Regions from separate parts of the Homo sapiens genome. Here region 1 is linked to region 2. The links are chromatin loops, found by intact Hi-C in ENCODE. Cell type or tissue: breast epithelium. All regions are shown on one strand.

What was found. Hi-C counts contacts between places; a loop is a spot of excess contacts. Peaks named below come from ENCODE experiments on the same cell type or tissue, not always from the same donor. Only the 100,000 strongest peaks of a DNase experiment are listed, where the experiment ranks them.
Region 1: it touches region 2 in a loop (18-fold over the local background); 1 of 110 quality-filtered maps calls a loop at or near these places.

The regions. Positions count from the first base shown.
Region 1 is chr14:68,482,097-68,487,096 of GRCh38, forward strand. It overlaps a transcript of RAD51B not described here. Among named protein-coding and RNA genes, the nearest start is that of RAD51B-AS1, 200 kb to the right of the region's middle. In breast epithelium, no CTCF peak of the experiment used is centred here; a DNase peak (open chromatin) is centred at 2,128; H3K27ac peaks cover 974 bases.
Region 2 is chr14:67,840,381-67,845,380 of GRCh38, forward strand. All of the region lies in intron 4 of RAD51B (RAD51 paralog B), which reads left to right. Among named protein-coding and RNA genes, the nearest start is that of RAD51B, 23 kb to the left of the region's middle. In breast epithelium, no CTCF peak of the experiment used is centred here; no DNase peak of the experiment used is centred here.

The DNA of each region.
Region 1 (5,000 bases), 640 kb after region 2:
TTGTATCATTAATTACTTTTACTGAAAGTAATTACTTTTACTGAAAGTAATTAATGATGCAATTCAGAGATATTTTAGGGGTGTGTGTGTGTGTGTGTGTGTATGTGTGTGTGTATCAAAGTTCAACTTTGTCTCCCTAATCCTGCTAGCCTTCTGGCCATTCTATTAAGGTATTGCAGTCCTGGTGAAGATTCAGAAATGTGTGGTCCCCGTCAGCCTACAGGGTGAACATTTTGGATTAACCCAGAGAGCCTTGAACTCTGTGCATAATGTCTTTTAGGTTGTGTGTTGTGAACAAAGCAAAATGACTGCTCAGAGACAGGGTTGTAAAAGTTTGTCCAGCAAAACCAGGATTGCCAAATGAGAATTCTGGAAAGGGAGGATAAGGATTAGGTAATGGGAGAAAAGTGAGTGAAGGCAAGGAGAAGTGCAAAATATCTGATTCTAGCCTAAAAACTGGTCTTGGAACCATTTGGAAGGGTCATTTTTTCCATGTTTTATTTTCAATATCATCACCATCACTTTTATCCTGTGGCTGTGAAAGGACTTTCTTCATTCCACTCCAGAATTCAAAGAGGCTTCTTTTGCACAAATGGAGGGAAGGCACTCATCACACTTCTCAGCCAAACATCCTAAGTGTGAGAGAAAACACACTGCCTACTTCTGAATTTCGGTGAGGGCAGGGTTCAGATGGAACACATATTTTCCAAAACTCCAAATAGATCTGGGAGGAGAGGAAACCATTAAATCACTAGACATAAGTCAGGACACATTTGGTTTTGTTCCCTATCAAACAGTCCCCCCAAATCTCAGTGACTTGCAAAATCCATGCATGTCTGAGACTCTCCAGACAAGCTCTCCATGTGTGACTCAATATTGCACTTCAGTATTAACATGCACTGCCACAGTTGCCACAGTAGGGGAAGGGAAAGGTGGATGGGGGAGAGAGAGAAGAAAGTAAGAAAGAGAGAGAGATTGAGCACTGATAATTAAGTCCTTCCCTCAAAAAATGATATACATTCCTTCTACTCTCCTGGCCATGCAGCCACTCCTAACTTCCAGGAGGCAGGAAGGTACCACTTCCTCCATGTTCTGAAGGAAAGGGGAACTGGATATTGGTGAACACCTGTAATGTTTGGCATGCACAGCTATACCCAGTGGGCTTGCAAATGTTTCCTTCTTCCATATTCACGCTTGTATATACCTTTCCCTCAGATTACCTGGCATACATCAAAGATTTATGGGGTAGTGTTCAGGAAGACCAAACAGTTTTGCAGCCTATTTTAGTCCACAGGTGACCTTTTGAAATAGAGGGGTAGCCAAGAAAGACCAGTTAACTCTGGGTACTTTTCCCCTAGAGCTTTCAGACACAAGTAACTCTGGGAAGGGATAGTGGGTTCAAGGGAGCCATGGCCTGATTTCAATGACACATTCAAGATAGAACAACTAGTTTGAGTGACCCCAGACCATCATGCCTTGTGTGAAAAGACTTTTGGAAATGTGCCCTTCCATTTCCATTCTGCCGCTTGTTACCAGACATGATGCACGTTCCTTCAAAGCCCTGTGACTTTTCCAGAAAGCAGCTCTCCCTGCAAGAGAGAGAAACTTTCCCTTATTATTCTTTCAGTAATGAATTCCTGCTCTGAATGGGCTGCCTCCATGTGTTTTCAGTCAAGTGCTGATGGCAGCCTTGCCTGGGGGCATTTCCAAAGCTGAGGACATAAGAGATGAAGGAGGTCTCATATTGACAAGAGCTGCTTTTGGTTTTCCTTCCAGTTTAGCCCTCCTGAGCCTTGAAATGGGAGATAACAAATGATTCATCAGTTCTTGTTGGTGAACCAACATGACCACCACACCTCTTTGCTCCTTTCAACCAATGAAAAAATCATGTTTTAAAGCTTTCCTCAGAGAGGTTTGTGGACCTGGATTTTGGTGACTTAACAGGGATTTAACTTTCTCAGACCAAACCAGTATTTTGTAGATGCCAAGACTTCCTTTCTTCAGGTCTCAAACATAGACTTCGCGTACCCTGAGGTGATAAGAACAAAGGAGAAATTAGGTCACCCTGTTTCCTGCCTAAAACCTAATCTCAAGTACACAAGCTGCTTCCAAGTAAGCTGTGGTGGTAGGCCATGTTTGCTGAGAGCCAGCCCACTCACTCTCCCTAAAGCAAATGTCTTCAGACAATAATTCAGCTTTCAACCTACCTGCATGAAACTTGTACAAACTTTTAGTTACAGTTGGGCTATTTTCTTTCTTTTTCTTTTTTTTTTTTTTTTGAGACAGAGTTTTGCTCTGTCGCCCAGGCTGGAGTACAGTGGCGCGATCTCAGCTCACTGCAACCTCCGCCTTCCGGGTTCACGCTATTCTCCTGCCTCAGCCTCCCGAGTAGCTGGGACTACAGGCGCCCACCACCACGCCCGGCTAATTTTTTGTATTTTTAGTAGAGACGGAGTTTCACCGTGTTAGCCAGGACGGTCTTGATCTCCTGACCTCGTGATCCACCCGCCTCGGCCTCCCAAAGTGCTGGGATTACAGGCGTGAGCCACCGTGCCTGGCCCAGTTGGGCTATTTTCATTGGGAAGAGGAGTCTCAATTATCTCCGGTAAAAGGGGACACATACTGTTAAGGATATAGGTGGTGCAGAATTGGAAAGCCTTCTGGAGGGGAGGCAGCCCTGGGAATTCATTATCCTGGGGTCTCTGCTTTTCTTTACATGTCTGCCCAGGGCTACTCTCACTCTCCCAGCAGATTTTGTCCTGCATACTATAGTTTATTTACTCAAAACTTCAGTTTGCACATGGCTCACCCTGTGTTTCTCTCTTAGCCTTTCAACTTCAGTTCCCATTGGCTTTTTTCCTTGGTTAAAATTCTGAAGAGAGAATCTGATTAGCTCGGACTTATCTTAGTGTTTTGTCTCAGACAACATCATTGGTCACTGGCTAACCAAACCTTTGTTGGATAAGGAAGTCGCTGAAAACATAGCTGCCCAAGCAGCAGGAGGTGTGGGAAGGCCAGCTTTTCCTAGAGGGGCTGTGAGAGGGCAAGACAGTGATGAACTCCAGGGCATGCTTTACACCCTCTAACTGGACTACTGCAAGCATACTCATTCCCTCTTGCTTCTTGCTCATAACTGTAGACCTGGTCCCCTTACACCCTCACAGCCTAGGCATCTCTTTTCACTGCTCACCTCCAGCCCCTGACTCCAGGATCTTACTTCTCACCCTGTTAAAGTGCCCAGTCACAGAGGTATAGGACTAGTGAGTGGGAAGGAAGAGCTGTTGAGATTTATTTAAGAATATACAGAAGATTAGGGAAGGTGTGTAATGAAAAGAGGAATGAAAATAAAATCCCTCTCTCAGCTAAAGAAAATTGTGTTCCCACCATGGGACCCAGCTACCTTTCCTCCTTCCACCAGTCTTTGGAGTTACTTCCTTTTCAAAAAAAAACAGACATCAGCAGAAGCAAGAGGAGCTTCCATTGAGGAACCCTGACCAAGCAAGTGGGAAGATATTCTCTCTTCATTAACCCCCAAGGTCTTCTCTGTCCCCTGCAAGGATCCCTTGTCCCTATCCCTGATCCTTGCATTTCTCCAGCCCCCACCCTCAGGTCTTGTAAAGTCCAGATTCTTGACTAAGAAGTCCCAAATAACTTTCAAACTAAGATTTTAAAACACAAGTGAAGGACTCGGTTTGGATCAAGTTTTTGCCAATTGTGTTCTTAGTGCCCAAAGCTCTTTATTGGAAGTTATTCACAAATCTTCATGATGGTTTTTGGACGACTAGTCACGTGTGGTGTTGCCCTATTTCAAATGAGTCAGAGAAATTGTGCTTTATATGAATTCATGCATCAACCAGAGGATTAGGGGGAAAACTGAATTGTGGTAGTATGCTTTACCATTTATTCATTAGATACTATTACTTTTGTACCTCATCAGATGGCTAAAAGCCAAACCCAAACCAAATGTATTCAAATTTCAGTCTGCCCATATTATTTTTAGTGGACGTGAGTCTAGGAGTGAAGGAGAGGCTAGTCTAAATGTCTGTGTTTCCTTGCCCTTTCTTGAACTCCGGGTATGTCAAAGGTGATTAAATCATTGGTCAAACTTTGTCCTGTGACTGACACTTTTATCTAGTGACTAGAATTGCAACATTTCCCTAGGAGCCTATGATAGTTTTTCCAAACCTGCTACTGTGGGGTTCTAGTCAGTTCCTCCAGAGCACCTCCAGATCCCTGCCCATTCTATTTAGAATCGGAGGTTTAAGTCTATTGCCACTGGCTGTCCTCTGGGGCCCAGAAACCTATATGGGGTTTGTCCAGCCTCTCATCCCAGCACCATCGTCCAAACCCCACAGTCATTACCAATCTAACAGCTTGAAAGTTGATACAAAGATGAGGCAGAAGCCAGTTTGGCTTTCTCCCAGTTCTCTGTGCCCCTCCGGAGTTAATCAACAACGACCTATCTTTGTGTCAATAACATAAGCCTCTCTAACTAGAACACCTGGTGAAAAGCCGGAGGAAAGCTTAAAATGAAGCAAATTTTGCAGTGATTATTCTGACCCTCACTGTTTAAGCTGGACTCAGGATCTCCAGACAAAAACTGCTTGTTAAACCCAACCAACTAGTTGGATGAACCTTAAGCCACCTTGGGTTTTGCTAATATTTTTCATGCCCACACCTCAACTCCAAAGTCTGTAAACTTTAAGCATCAACTCCCCATTTCAAGCACACAGGGTTTAGTGAGATGGCCTGAGTTCATCTCGCTGGTAGAATTCTTTAGTGGCATCTCCTCATCCCTTTCCCACCCTCAAAGCCCATCCTGATGGTGCGGTCACACCACTGGAGAAACCATAGACCTTCTTAACTGGGATTACCAACACCTTCTCTTAGTACGTATTCACATGGCCTTGGATGTTAGGTGACTGCCTGTTCAGAGAAAGTGGGGAGGGTGAAAGGGAGTGAAAAGGCAGAGGGCACATGGACAACAGTTCCTTGCTGTA
Region 2 (5,000 bases):
GTCTTTGGTTTTCTGTTCCTGTGTTAATTCACTTAGGATAATGACCAAGAGCTGCATCCATGTTGCTGCAAAGGACATGATTTTGTTCTTTTTATGGCTGTGTAGTAGTCCATGGTATATATTTACCACATTTTCTTTATCTACTCTACCATGGATGGGCACTTAGGTTGATTCCATGTCTTTGCTATTGTGGATACTGTGGCAGTGAACATACGAGTGCATATGTCTTTTTGGTAGAGTGATTTATTTTCCTTTGGGTATATATCCAGCAATGAGATTGCTGGCTCAAATGGTAGCTCTGTTTTAAGTTCTTTGGGAGATCTCCAAACTCCTTTGCACAGTGATTGAACTAATTTATATTTCCACCTACAGTGTATAAGCATTCCATTTTCTCTGCACCCTTTCCAGCATCTATTATTTTTTGACTTTTTTTTTTTTTTTGGGACAGAGTCTCATTCTGTTGCCCAGCCCGGAGGGCAGTGGCACTTTTGGCTCACTGCAACCTCTGCCTCCCAGGTTCAAGTGATTCTCGTGCCTCAGCCTCCTGAGTAGCTGGGATTACAGGTGTGTGCTACCATGCCCAGCTAATTTTATTTTTTAGTAGAGATGGGGTTTCACCATGTTGGCCAGGCTGGTCTCAAACTCCTGGCCTCAAGTGATCCGCCCACCTCAGCCTCCCAAATTGCTGAGATTATAGGCATGAGCCACTGTGCCTGGCCATTTTGACTTCTTAATAATAGCCATTCTGGCTGGTGTGAGATGGTATCTCATTGTGGTTTTGATTTGCATTTCTCTAATGATTAGGGATGTTGAGCATTTTATATTTGATGGCCACATGTATGTCTTCTTTTGAGAAGTGTCTGTTCATGTCCTTTACCCACTTTTAATGGGGTCATTTTTTGCTTGTTGATTTGTTTAAGTTCCTTATAGAATCTGGATATTAGACCTTTGTCACATGCCTAGTTTGTGAATATTTTCTCCTATTCTGTAGGGCGTCCATTTATTCTGTTGATAGTTTCTTTTGCTGTGCAGAAGCTCTTTAGTTAGGTACCACTTGTCAATTTTTGTTTTTGTTACAATATTTTTGAGGTCTTAGCCATTAGTTCTTTGCCAAGGCTGATGTCCAGAATGGATTTTCCTTGGTTTTCTTCTAGGATTTTTATGGGTTGGGTCTTAGATTTAAATTGTTGATCCATCTTGAGTTAATTTTTGTAAATGGTAAAAGGTAGGGGTCCAGTTTAATTATTCTGCATATGGCTAGCTGGTAATCTCAGCAGCATTTATTGAATAGGAAGTCCTTTCCCCATTTTTTTATTTTCGTTGACTTTGTCAAAGATCAGAGGTTGTAAGTGTGTGGTTTCATTTCTGGGTTCTCTATTCTGTTCCATTGATCACTATGTCTGTTTTTGTACCAGTACCATGCCGTTTTGGTTGCTATAGTTTGAAGTCAGGTAGTGTGATGCCTCTAGCTTTGTTCTCTTTGCTTAGGATTCCCTTGGCTTTTCAGACTCTTAACTTCCCATATGAATGTTAGAATAGTTTTTTCTAATTCTGTGAAAAATGACATTGGTAATTTGAATCTGTACATTGCTTTGGGAAATATGCCATTTTAACGGTATTGATTCTTCAAATCCATGAGTATGGAATGTTTTTTCATTTGTTTGTATCATCTATGATTTCTTGTAGCAGTGTTTTGTAGTTCTCCTTCCAAAGATCGTTCACCTCCTTGGTTAGATGTATTCCTAGATATTTTATTTTTTTTGTGTAGCTATTGTAAATGGGATTGTATTCTTGACTTGGCTCTCAGCTGGAATGTTATTGGTGTATAGAAAAGCTACTGATTTTTGTGCATTGATTTTGTAGCCTTCAACTTTACTAAAGTCATTTATCAGTTCTGGGAGCCTTTTGGAGCAGCAGTCTTTAGGGTTTTCTAGGTATAGAATCATATTGTCAGTGAAGAGAGATGATTTTGCTTTTTCTTTTCTATTTTGATGCCTTTTATTTCTTTCCCTTTTTGAGATGGAGTCTCACTCTGTCGCCTAGGCTGGAGTGCAGTGGCACAATCTTGGTTCACTGCAACCTCACCTCCTCACCTTCTCTTGCCTCAGCCTTTCAAGTAGCTGGGACTATAGGCGTGCACTACCACTCCCAGCTAATTTTTATATTTTTAGTAGAGATGGGGTTTCACCATATTGGCCAAGCTGGTCTTGAACTCCTGACCTCAAGTGATCTGCCTGTCTAGGCCTCCCAAAATTCTGGGATTACAGGCATGTGCCACCGTGCCCAGCCTTATTTCTTTCTCTTGCCTGATTGCTCTGGCTAGGACTTCCTGTACTATGTTGAATAGGAGTGGTGAGACTGGGCATCCTTATCTTGTTCTAGTTCTCCCAAATTTTGCCTGTTTAGAATGATGTTGGCTGTGGGTTTGTCATAAATGGGTCTTAGTATTTTGAGGTATGTTCATTTCGATGCCTAGTCTGTTGAGGGTTTTTATCATGAAGGGGTGTTGGATTATGTTGACAGCTTTTTCTGTGTCTATGGAGATGATCATATGGTTTTTACTTTAAATCTGTTTATGTTGTGAATAACATTTATTGATTTACATATGTTGAACTAGCCCTGCGTCTCAGGAATAAAGCTTACTTAATCATGATGTATTAACTTTTTGATGTGTTGCTGGATTCAGTTTGCTCATATTTTCTTGCAGATTTTTGCATCCATGTTCATCAGGGATATTGACCTGATGCTTTCTTTTTTTTTTTCTTTTTTTAAAATTTTATTATTATTATACTTTAAGTTTTAGGGTACATGTGCACAACATGCAGGTTTGTTACATATGTATACATGTGCCATGTTGGTGTGCTGCACCAACTGGTCATTTTGCATTAGGTATATCTCCTAATGCTGTCCCTCCCCCCCTCCCCCACAATGCTGTCTTTTACATTGTGTCTCTGCCAGATTTTGGTGTCAGGCTGATACTGGTCTTATAGAATGAGTTATTGAGGAGTCCCTCTTCCTCAGTTTTTTGGAACATTGTCAGTAGGAATGGTATAAGTGCTTCTTTGTACATCTGGTAGAATTAGGCCGTGAACATGTCTGGTCCTGGGATTTTTCTGCTTGGTAGGCTTTTTGTTACTTAATTCAATTTCGGACCTCATTATTGGTCTGTTCATTAGTTTAATTTCTTTCTGGTTCAATTTTGGGAGGTTGCATGTTTCCAGGAATTTATGCATTTCTTCTAGGTTTTCTAGTTAGTGTACATAGAGGCGTTTGTAGTAGTTCTCTGAGGGTTTTTTGTATTTCTGTGGGGTCGATGGAATATCACCTTTGTCATTTCTGATTGTTTATTTGGATCTTTTTTTTTCTTATTAGTCTAGCTAGCAGTTTATCTTATATATTCTTTCAAGGAACAAACTCCTTGATTCTTTGATCTTTTTAATTATTTTTTTTTTTGCATCTCAATTTTGTTCAGTTCAGCTCTGATTTTGGTTATTTCTTATCTTCTGCTAGCTTTGGGGTTGGTTTGCTCTTGCTTCTCTGTTTCCTCTAGGTTAGATGTTAGGTTATTTACTTGAGAACTTCTGAACTTTCTGATATGGGCTTTTAACAGTATAAACTTTCCTCTTAACACTGTTGTAGCTGTGTCCCAGAGATTCTGGTATGTTGTATCTTTATTCTCATTAGTTTCAAAGAATTTCTTGATTTCTGCCTTAATTTCATTGTTTACCCAAAAGTCACTCAGGAGCAGGTTGTTTATTTCCATGTAATTGTATGGTTTTAAGTGATTTTCTTAGTATTGATTTCTATTTTTATTGTGTTATGGTCCAAGAGTGTGATTGGTATGATTGCAGTTTTTTTTTTTAATTTGTTGACTATTGTTTTATGGTTGATTGTGTGGTCAGTGTTAGAACATGTACCCTGTACAGATGAAAATAATGTATATTCTGCTGTTTTTGGGTGGGGAGTTCTGTAGATGTCTATTAGGTTCATTTGGTCAAGTGTTGAGTTCAGGTCTTGAATTTATTAGTTTTCTGTCTTAATGATCTGTCTTATAATGTCAGTGGGGTGTTGAAGTCTCACACTATTATTATGCAGTCTCTTCATAAGTCTTTAAGAACTTGCTTTATGAACCTGGGTGCTCCTATGTTTGCTGCATATATAGGATAATTAGGTCTTTTTGTTGAATTGAATGCTTTACCATTATGTAGTGCCCTTGTCTTTTATATATATATTATATATATATATTTTTTTTATTATAGTTTAAGTTCTAGGGTACATGTGCACAGCGTGCAGGTTTGTTACATATGTATACATGTGCCATGTTGGTGTGCTGCACCCATTAACTCGTCATTTACATTAGGTATATCTACTAATGCTATCCTTCCCCGCTCCCCCCACCCCACAACAGGCCCCAGTGTGTGATGTTCCCCTTCAAAAATGATGAGTTCATGTCCTTTGTAGGGACGTGGATGAAGCTGGAAACCATTTTTGTCTTTTTTTATCTTTAGTGGTTTAAAGTCGGCTTTGTCTGTTATAATAGCAACCCCTACTTTTTTCTATTTTCTGTTTGCTTGGTAGATTTTTCTCTATCCCTTTATTTTGAGCTTATGGGTGTCATTGCATGTGAGGTGGGTCTCTTGAAGATGGCACACCATTGGGTCTTGACTCTTTGTCCAACTTGCCACTCTGTGCCTTATAATTGGGGCATTTAGCTTGTTTACATTCAACGTTAATATTGACATGTGGATTTGATATTGTCATCATGTTGTTAGCCGGTTATTATGCAGACTTGTTTGTGTTGTTGCTTTATAGTGGCAATGGTCTATGTACTTAAGTGTGTTTTTGTAGTGGCTGGTGATGGTCTTTCCTTTTTATATTTAACACTCCCTTCAGGACCTCTCGTAAGGCAGGTCTAATGGTAACAAATTCCCTTAGCATTTGTTTGTCTGAAAAGGATCTTATTTCTCCTTTGCTTAGTTTGGCTGCATATGAAATTCTTG